Linked DNA regions of Homo sapiens: region 1 is linked to region 2. Evidence: chromatin contacts called from ENCODE Hi-C or POLR2A ChIA-PET data. All regions are on one chromosome and are shown on one strand. The core of a region is the stretch at or near the end of the contact, and the rest is flanking DNA. Distances in the headings are between cores, read along the strand shown. Region 1 overlaps EBF1 (EBF transcription factor 1). Region 2 overlaps EBF1 (EBF transcription factor 1).

What was found. A loop is a pair of places that touch in the nucleus more often than their neighbours do. ChIA-PET counts read pairs that join two places held with the same protein, here RNA polymerase II (POLR2A). Pooled maps may share reads with other maps.
Region 1: a pooled map shows a loop between it and region 2 (2.3-fold over the local background). The contact joins two enhancer-like sites. A Hi-C loop is called at or near these places in 7 of 37 single-sample maps with no recorded cell type and 2 of 50 pooled maps. POLR2A ChIA-PET finds 5 or more read pairs at or near these places in 1 of 52 experiments (MCF 10A).

The regions. Positions count from the first base shown.
Region 1 is chr5:159,032,256-159,037,392 of GRCh38, reverse strand. The region is part of intron 6 of EBF1 (EBF transcription factor 1); the gene reads left to right. Among named protein-coding and RNA genes, the nearest start is that of EBF1, 65 kb to the left of the region's middle. Within about 2 kb of position 2,677, at least 2 of the 41 ENCODE cell types and tissues checked have a DNase peak (open chromatin) inside an H3K27ac peak, as active enhancers do.
Region 2 is chr5:158,819,741-158,825,378 of GRCh38, reverse strand. It overlaps EBF1 (EBF transcription factor 1), which reads left to right. Exons shown (of 16, transcript NM_024007.5): 8 at 2,062-2,203. Among named protein-coding and RNA genes, the nearest start is that of EBF1, 280 kb to the left of the region's middle. Within about 2 kb of position 4,323, at least 4 of the 41 ENCODE cell types and tissues checked have a DNase peak (open chromatin) inside an H3K27ac peak, as active enhancers do.

The DNA of each region.
Region 1 (5,137 bases), core at 1,428-3,927, 210 kb before region 2:
TCTTTGCTATTGTGAATAATGCCGCAATAAACATACGTGTGCATGTGTCTTTATAGCAGCATGATTTATAGTCATTTGGGTATATACCCAGTAATGGAATGGCTGGGTCAAATGGTATTTCTAGTTCTAGATCCCTGAGGAATCGCCACACTGACTTCCACAATGGTTGAACTAGTTGACAGTCCCACCAACAGTGTAAAAGTGTTCCTATTTCTCCACATCCTCTCCAGCACCTGTTGTTTCCTGACTTTTTAATGATTGCCATTCTAACTGGTGTGAGATGATATCTCATAGTGGTTTTGATTTGCATTTCTCTGATGGCCAGTGATGATGAGCATTTTTTCATGTGTTTTTTGGCTGCATAAATGTCTTCTTTTGAGAAGTGTCTGTTCATGTCCTTTGCCCACTTTTTGATGGGGTTGTTTGTTTTTTTCTTGTAAATTTGTTTGAGTTCATTGTAGATTCTGGATATTAGCCCTTTGTCAGATGAGTAGGTTGCGAAAATTTTCTCCCATGTTGTAGGTTGCCTGTTCACTCTGATGGTAGTTTCTTTTGCTGTGCAGAAGCTCTTTAGTTTAATTAGATCCCATTTGTCAATTTTGGCTTTTGTTGCCATTGCTTTTGGTGTTTTGGACATGAAGTCCTTGCCCATGCCTATGTCCTGAATGGTAATGCCTAGGTTTTCTTCTAGGGTTTTTATGGTTTTAGGTCTAACGTTTAAATCTTTAATCCATCTTGAATTGATTTTTGTATAAGGTGTAAGGAAGGGATCCAGTTTCAGCTTTCTACATATGGCTAGCCAGTTTTCCCAGCACCATTTATTAAATAGGGAATCCTTTCCCCATTTCTTGTTTTTCTCAGGTTTGTCAAAGATCAGATAGTTGTAGGTATGCGGCGTTATTTCTGAGGGCTCTGTTCTGTTCCATTGATCTATATCTCTGTTTTGGTACCAGTACCATGCTGTTTTGGTTACTGTAGCCTTGTAGTATAGTTTGAAGTCAGGTAGTGTGATACCTCCAGCTTTGTTCTTTTGGCTTAGGATTGACTTGGCGATGTGGGCTCTTTTTTGGTTCCATATGAACTTTAAAGTAGTTTTTTCCAATTCTGTGAAGGAAGTCCTTGGTAGCTTGATGGGGATGGCATTGAATCTGTAAATGAGGAGCTGATCTTCTTATCAGAAGCAAGGTATCTAAAAGTGCCAACCCATCCCTGATGCGACAATTGAGCAGTTGAAGTGCAACTCTGAAATTCTTCTCTTCTGATCTCTCAATCACTGTCTTCAGTCTTTTATCCTGCATCACAAACTTTATCCCTTACTCTGCACCCATGAAGCCAATATTCCCTAAGAACCAAGTCTCTCCTGAGAAAGGCAAGGTGATATGAATAGAGTGAAATAGTTTCATGTCCCCCACCACTGGGGGTCAGGAAAGGAGAACTTCCCTTTTAAATCTTTGGGGAGATCAACCCAAGGACTGAATCTTTTAATGGTAAAGTTCAAGGTCCTTCGAACCCCAAAAGGAGATTTTAAGGGAGTGAGTGATTATCACAATACTTTTGTGCATGCATGACCCTGGGAAGGGCAATAATTTGGAAGGCAAATTCTGTTTCCTCACATTCTTCAGCCTCTCCATTCATAAAACAAGTCTGAAAAGTGATTTCTTGCCTACCCATATAAAATAATTTGGGATCTGATAAAAATGATAATGTCAGTCAACATTGCTTATGTGACAACAGCTGTTGTCATCCTTATGTATAGGTGAGGAAAGCTGAAGCTTAGCGAGGTTGGATGAATTGTACAAAGTCTACAGCTAGTTTGTAGAAAAACTGGGATTTGAATCCAGGTAGTTTAATTTCAGCCTCTAAGTATGAAACCATCACTCTGTACTGCCTCCTTCAAATATGGTCCAAGATCCTTCAATCCTGTGATTTATAACGTCAAATTTCTGCTGATAACTTAACCTTTGGTATCATTTAACATCTAGAGCTGCCAAATAGATTTTCTGACTTTAAAACTCTTGGTTTCTTCCTGGCATTTACTTTTCACTTATTTTGGTGTTTTTTTAATTTATTATTTATTTTTTATTTTTTACCAATGTTCCATTTAGCAGAAGTAAAACAGAAAATTTTTGGTGATTTAGAGATGTTTCCCTTCTTGTAAGCTTTCAGTCACTGATGGCTGATGAGCCTTTGGATTTATTGCTCCCCTGATGAAATGGTGGTCTAAACTCAGCTGCCTTGGTTCTCGTTCTCTCTCTCTCTCTCTTTCTTTCTCTTTCTTTCCCCCTGTTTCTGATGGCTTCAATCAGTCAATAATGTAATTAGGCCACAAAAATAGAGAAAACCAGTGGCTTCTGGTTTATTTTTTGATTTTCTAGTAGGAAATACCCCTAATCCTTGATGTTCTCTTGCATATATTTTCCAAAGAGCACCATGTGAAGCCAGATTTTTATTGACTGGTCTTTGTTTCTCAACATGAGGGGAAAAATGGGGATAGGGCATTGTCCTGGTTGGACAAGGTAGGCAGGAAGCATCAGGCAGCAGGATCTTGTGCCTTGCTCTTGGTTTTTATTACCTGGAGCTCCATCATGAGTCTCAGGGTGGATTGAAATCTTGCATTGAGGCCAAAAGTGAAAGGAAAACCAGGACAAAGAAATCTGCAGGGCAAGGGGTGGGGCTTGGTTAGCAAGAGCAATGGAAAACAACGACAATGAAGTAGCTTGTAGCTTGCTGCCTAATGTGTGTAAAGCGATGGTACAGGCAAGATGGAGTTAATTCAATAAAATAAATATAAAATACTCTCTCCTCTGTCAGGCCTCGCTGGAAGCAGGTCAGGGGTCACTGAGCCGCTTCACTGGAGCACTAATCGATTTGCTGTCAAGGTGGCCTGCTGGGGTTTCAAGCCAGAGAGGAATTGAGAGGCGCTCTGGCCCAATTTCCATAATTGCTCACTGCCTTTAGTGTACAACCTTTTATGAAACACAAAAAATATATCATGGAATTGTATTGATTAGCCATTGGGCTGAATAATTCACTTAGTATTTATTACCTGACCCCAAGAGGTTAAATAAATCCACTATCTAACTTGGGTTTGTGAGAAATATTACTTATTCATTGAAATGTGGGCTGTTTATTGCACAATAGGCCTGTATCTTTGTTTCTTGATTTTGCAATCAAGATTAACCCTTCTTGCATTTTAGGGCCAACAAGTCAAAAAAAGCATAGTTTGAGTGCTCCCCAAAATAAGCCCAATAAAATCAATGCTGAATATCCCTTTGAAGCAGTTTTTTTGATGTTGAATTTTAGTCCTTTGAGTCAAATTTCAAGATGGCCTCAATGTATGGATGCCAATGAAATATAGATGCAAGCCTGGTTTTCACTGCAAACACTACATATTATAATAACAGATGTAATAATAGTGATGACATCTAAGCCCATTTTTATTACACCATTTTTGGAAAGCTTACCCTATTACATTAAACACCCATAAATTAGATGTCCCAGGAGACAAAGGGGTGTAGGAGGTCGTTGGGTAGAATGAAGACTTTTTTGGTCTTAAAGAGGAATCAATCCTGGACAGATAACTGATATTTATTCCAGAAAAAAAGCTAATTTTCAGTAACTTGAAAATATGATGGAATTTTATCTGTAGGGCATTTTATGCATTTGTAAACTTTGGGGCAATCATTAATTATTTACCAGCCAATGGCATTTGCACATTTCTGTTACTCTGAGCAGTAAATCTGTTTTGATGTGCTATGCATCCCAGGCACAACTACATGACATTCAAATCTAATTATGTTCTCAGTTGCCATGAGCTCTCACTGTCAAGATACAACCCTTCCTTAACTCCCTCCGAAAAAGACGTTTTAACTTTTGTGTAAAGTCTTTCTTCAGTTTCCTGTCTGCATCCTCTAGCATCTCAAAGCATTGTTTTTGAGGTTTAATGGAATTTGTTGTAGGTCAAGGAAAGGAAGCCATGTGAAGCTTTTTTTCCCCTCTCTTCAATGAAAGGGAAAGGAAAAAAACATTCATTTGAGTTCAGAGCTAACTATGTTTGTTGATCATTTAGCATTTCTGTATCCAGGATCTAATCTTACGATTAATGGTAGGAAAAGCTGGGGCTCTGGAGTTATGCTCAGAATCTGCCTTTCCTGTGCTGCGGAGTGGAAGGAAGGGATGGCTGCAAAGCGGGTAAACGTGTGCAGAACTTCCTAAAGCATGCTCAGGTGCACCCCACTTCCCGCTTCCAGGCGGCTGCTCCTGTGAATTTGGGCATTACATTTAATTTCTGTGTTCCATGTTACCATGATTTGTTGATTATCATTTTGGAAATTTTCAAGTTTGGGTTTTGGTGTTTGGTCTCTATATTTAGTTTGGGGGTGGGGGCGGATGTGGGAGGGTGGAGAAGGTAGAGGAGGGAAAGAGAGACAGAATAGAATACTTGATTTTTTTTTTAAGCAAGGTTTTAAGTCTTGCTTTCCTTCCCCTCCCTTCTCTCTGTGTGGGGCTCCTTTAAATAGAGAACATAGTTAACAAAATGACTTGAGAGCTCTTGATAGCCTCTTGAGATAATTTGGTTGTAAGCACTGAGCAAAATACATTCTTTGGATATACTCATTTCAAGTGCTAATCATGAATGTTAAATTTTTAAGGAAGCCAATGTCATAATACTGTTCATGACAATTCCAAAATAAATATTAGTGAGATGCTTTGAAGGGAGAGGGTGGTTTCGGAGAGATAGGGAGACAGACAGACTCTGGTTTATGTTTCCATAGAATTCTTCTATAATGTAACCCGGAATCTGCCATAAGGCACAGGATTTGCCTATGTTTAAGAATAACAATGTATAGAAAAGAGATCTGTTGAAGAGGCTAGAAATAATCACTCGGTTTTATGCAGCTTTATGTAATAGTCCAAGGAAACTAAGAGCTGATCGAGGAGCCAGTGGCGTGTCTTGATTTCTAAATATAACCATTTTGAATGGGTGAGGGAAATCCCTTCCTATGCAATAAATATAATGGAAAGGGCCTAGTCTTTGAAATCAGATGGCCCTGGGTTTGAATCCTGGCTACCACTTGTACCTGGAAAAATTAAGTAAATTATTCTGTTTTTTACATTTGTACAACGGAGATAATCA
Region 2 (5,638 bases), core at 3,074-5,573:
AATTGTGGTCTCATAGTAAATCAAAATTTCTTTGAAAGACCCAGCTCTGTTATGTAATTGTAAGTCCTAAGAAGTCGTCTCTCTAAAAAGAAAAGTGAATTTCTGTTGCCTTAAATAATATTGACTTTGCCACTGCATATGATAGTTTTTGAAGGCAAAATAGTAGACCGTTTTCTTCTCTTCTTCTTTCTTTTAAATTAACCTGTAAACATACAAGCTGTGTTTACACATAAGGCTGTGTCAGATCTGGTTGGTCAATCATGAATAAAGAGAAGAACCACTCTGCAAACTTCTGCATCAAACTTACATGTCATCCCCCAAATGATTTGTTCTAGATGGAATTTGGGGTTTCACAGTGGCTAAGGAGAATACTCTGATTCCCTGATTGAACTCTCAACTGTTTCCTATGCATTTTAATTAAGTAGATTTAGAAAACAAAATCAACCTTATGCTACTAGTATGGGTGATGTGTTCATAGCCTGCAATTCGTGGGCATCTTTGAGGCTCTGGGAAAGGAAATTCATCGTATTTTGCCAGGATGCACTTAGGTCAACGAGGAGGACAGTGGAACTTTTAAGTATGGGAAGACTGTGGGGACTGGCGTCCAAGCTGACAATTCACAGGCATAGGCCAGGGCCTGGCGTTTTCCCCTCTGCCCAGCTTAGCTGATGAAAGAGTGTTACACAAGACTCTTCAGAAGTCGATGCCCCCTTCAGCCAACTTGGAGAAAAGGCTTCCTCAGAAACTGAGGCCTCCATCTGTGCCAACCCTTGTAAAGCGGTTCACCTCTTCAGAGGCTAATGCCTCTCAAAACCAAGAACAATTAAAGCGAGAGTCTTTCCAAGCAACTGGGGAATTGAGCAAAATAAATCAGAAATCCTCAGCCTTCGCTCTGGAGGCTCGCCTCATTATGAGAGCAGATCTATTAGCCCTCTTGCCATTGTCTTTCATTTCTCAAGTGAGGTGATTCTAATTAAATTAATCTGCATGTCAATCTATCGGTGATCAATCAAAGAGCCTGAGGTTTCCCCTATGCTGCAGGGTGCTTGCGGCTGACAGGGGCTGATAATGGAGGAAGAAATAAACTGTCGAGCAAAGTTAATTAGTCAACATAATAGGTGGATTAAACGGGAGCGGGCTGATTGCTGTTTCCCATGTCAAAGCATGAGGTGGGAGCTGAAGCTGCAATTACAGACAATTATTATATTTGGTTGTAAGAGGTCGCATGAATAAACATATCTCTGTGGGTTTCAGTTTTAATCCCTTTCCCCATTTAATATAAGGAGAAGCGTAGGTCATTTCTTCTCATTGTTTTAGTCAAAGTTCTCTGAGACAACATCTTTGCCTGTGTCTCTTCTGGCAAACTGGGTTCACAGTCACTTTATGAGATGGTTTCAGTGTCTAAATTATGTCTTGGGCCATTCCCACCAGTTTTTTTTTTAATTTGAAACAGATCTAAGACCCTTAATTAGCAGGAATTTTTTGGGGTGGGGTGATGGTAATAGTAGTGAGGGGGACTTTGGTCTGATGAACCAAACTAATGTGGAAAGAAAAACGTACAAGAAATCTCAAAAAGACATCCAGGAGAGAAAAATGCATCCCTGCTCTTACTGAAATCTTTTTCATTTCTCTATCCTCTTAACCCTGACACAGTGGGGAGAAATATTTTAAAGATTCAAAAGATTTTTATTTGCATGATCAACTGTGATATATGCTTCAGTGTCTAAACTGAAGGGTAATTTAGGTGAAACACAACCACCCTTGTGTAAAAAAATATGCTAATAAAGATCCTCTTGTTAAAATTATGGTTAACAGTGTACCTTCTGCTGTATAACTATAAACTGTGCAATTTTACTTAAAACTGCATCAAAAGCGTTCCATGCCAAAGACCCACTCATCAATAGCTCCTCTTGTTAGACTTGTACAGCATAAGCACCAGTTATTATGTGAAATAGCTATGCAATTTTCTTCAGCTCCCAGCTGTTATTTATTTAACTTGAGTTTATTACCCACCACGCTTTTATATTAAAATGTTCATTCATTTCTTTCTTATGTCTCCAGGTCGTGGTGTCTACGACAGTCAATGTGGATGGCCATGTCCTGGCAGTCTCTGATAACATGTTTGTCCATAATAATTCCAAGCATGGGCGGAGGGCTCGGAGGCTTGACCCCTCGGAAGGTACGCCCTCTTATCTGGAACATGGTAGGCGAATCATTTTCATTGGTTGGCATTGCTACTTTAACTGTGAATATATTTGGTTTCTTTCTTCCACTCCACCACATGTTCTATTCTGTTTCAAATTTCAAAAGTCTTTTTGAATAAGATTGGTCCTCTAGGGTTTTTTCTCTTCAACATATGGTGGCAAATATTTAAAGACAGGAAAATATCTCTGAGGCCCACCTTTCTTGTGGGACCACTCTCTACTCTGGAAATGGCTGATATTGCCTCCTTTCAGGTTGAGAGAAAGAAGGAGGCCTGGACCATTGCTTTATTCTAAGCTCCCACTGGATTACAAAATAAGGAAAGGCCAATCCAAGGGAAAAATAAGGAAAGGCCACACAATTTGGTATCACTAAAATTGTGATATATTTGACATGTTTATAATTGACCATTGAGGTTTTATAATGAACCCATCCTCTTTACCACCCTCCTGGTGTATCTCTGTGACCACCTGTTGAACTTCATTTGGAGATCAGGTTCAATGTCGAGGTTGGAGGTGCTTTCTGAATATGAAGCCCAGACCAAATGTCCCTCCTGTGCCCTGTACCTAACTCTTACCTCTTCACCATGTGATAGAACTTGCTGTCTGTAAGTAGACTTTGGTAGGGAGAAATCCCATTTGTCTTGAGAATTATGGCTAATCAGTGGTGCCTTTGAGAGGACTGAAGGAAACCAGATAAAAATTTGAATCAAGGAAAGTGAATGCCACTCAGAAGAACCATGGGTTGGGTTAGGGGCACGCCTGAATTTTTCAGTGCTGCATGTGTGTGTGTAATATATCCACTCTTCCTCCTCTCCACTCATCCATCCATCCGTTCATCTATCTATCCATCTATCCATCTATCCATCCATCCATCCATCCATCCATCCATCCATCCATCCATCCATCCGTCCATCCGTCCATCCAAGAATGAGTGACTGAGGCTCTGCTGGATACCAGTCACCATATTAGACTTTCTTCAATTGCCTCAAACTCTCAACCCATTTCCCTCACTTCCCTTTCCAGTTTGCTAGGGTCAGCAAGATTCTTTTCAGAACACTACCACACAAATGATCACCTGATTGCCTGCTTTTTTCCATGGGCCAGGAGTTGCCCATAATTTACAAGGTAGAAAACTCCCTTCTCTGCCAGCATCCCAATTTAATAAACACGCCACTCTCATCATTTTTGCCTGGCTTTTTCCCCTGTGCTTATGGAACACACGAACTGTACTTTTTATTAATTAGCCAGATGTAATGCTCTTAGAAGGGATTCTTCACCACATCCAGTTTTACAGTCTTTTTAAAGTAAACCATCATCTTTCAAAAGCTGCTTCTTTATGGTTTCATTAGTGCTGAGATGGATGGATATTACATTTTGCAGGAGGCCATTTCAAACACCTGCTCATGATTACATTCCTAGTTCCATTTCTGTACTTAAAATTATTCTGATCCTCACTTTACAGTAATGTTGTCTTTATAATACCCTTGGAGTCACTTAAGGCATTGTGTGACTAGAGGTGTTTAGGTGAAAGGAGGAAGAAAAAATTAGGGAAATACTCAGTGGGCATGATTTGGAGAGTGCTGCTTAAGGATTGAAGTTATGTTTTTGACTGTGGGTGGTTAGTTGCAATAGGTACTGCCCAGTCTGGTGACAGACTTGACTGTCAGTTTGAAATCTGGGTTCACACTTTCAAAATATGCTCAGGCCACACCCAGCTCCTATTTCTGCTCTTGGGAAGCCAGTGAGAAAGCTCCTGACACCAGGCAAATTATCCCTCCAACAAAAACCAAAAGCAAACATAGAATATAGCCTTCTCTAAAGGATCCCTCTAGGCAATGAGGATCAGTAACGTTATTTTGCAGCATGATAAAGGACTAGGTCTTGAAATAGGTACCAGGAACCCCAAATTCAATTTAGTTTCACTCTGGCCTCTATTTGACCTTGGACAAATCGCTTTAGCTTTTGGGATCCTTGATTTCCTCCTTGTTAAAATGAAGGTGATGATCTGTAGGAGAGTTTAAAAAAAAATCTGTGCTTTGGGTGGGGGCAGGTAATGTAGATAGGGAAGTGGGCTGGGTGGAGGCTGAGAAGACAGGCAAGTACACGCTCTGGTGCCCCTCGGCCCCAGCCAGTTGTTGCTAAGGGGAATGAGAGCCCAAGTGGGGCCAGATGTTCCAGTTTGGCAACAGTGAATTTTTAATTGTTGGTAACTAATTACAAAATTTTTGGACACTGAAGGGAGGAGAGGGGGAAAAAAGCCACTTAGGAAGAATGCAGCCACAGGTCAACAGTTTGAGACCTCTGGATCAACACAGCTCTAAGCTTCCTCCCAGCTCAGATATTCCCTCTTCTAAGAGTGTTAATATTTCAGTTGGGGTGTCATATTATTCTAAGTTTTAAAGTCAGCATTTTATTCACCTGCTTCAGTTTATGAGTCCACAGATGGCCATATTACTATATTTTTCAAAAAATGGTGACATTTCACTGTGTAAGTGGTTGGCCATCCTTGGGGACATAGGTATGTCCTATTTCCTTCAGCAAGGGGCTTTGCCTTCACCGAAGCCTTATTTCACTTCTCTCCAGTGGAAAGAAAGGGTAGACATGTTCAAATTCTTAGTAATGACAATAGCATAGAAATCTGCTTCTCTGCAGAGTGAGTCAACCAACCACACAAAACCACCCACTCATTTAGACACTTCAGGCTGACACATAAATATCTACTCAGCAAAGGATGACTATTGAACTCTTTCATTGGTAATGTGTGGGAGTGGACCTAGATGCTAATTCATGTTGATGTGAGGGTAATACTTTATTTTGCTGTTGAAAAGTCCTATTTCAAAATGCTCTGTTTAAAAGACTTTGAGAATCATACACCCTCATCCCTCTGTGTCTCCGCTCCCACCCCCCACCGCCTTCAAACAGCTACCGCATGGTGAGACGGCAAAGCATGTTCTCCTCTTGTGACCTGTGGGAACCTACGTTCTCCCCCATTCTGGACTTTTTACCATCTAATTTACAGGTAGCCTGAATTATTTTGGGCTATTCTGCAAATCTCTATTTATATCCTGCTTGTCAGACTGTTGGAGGAAGTTTCCTTTTGTGGCTCACCTTTCTGTGTATAAGTAGAGACAGAGATCGTGCTTTACATTCATGCATGGGCTTTCTTATGTGACCCATGGACTCGCAAACCCCTGTGCTCTGATAAATGACCCTGTAATTCAAGTATGAGAGTTGACAAAGGCAAATTTATTTCATAGACTCTTGCATGGTCCAAAGATAGTGAATCCTGGCATGCTATAGATCGTGGAAAATGGTCTTCCCCCGTACTTTCTCTTCATTCATAAATACCAAGATTTTCTTTGGCTGGATATTTATGGGACCATTTAGCCTAGTGAGGTTTCTTCTTTAAGCAATAGCTTTATGGAAGATGTACA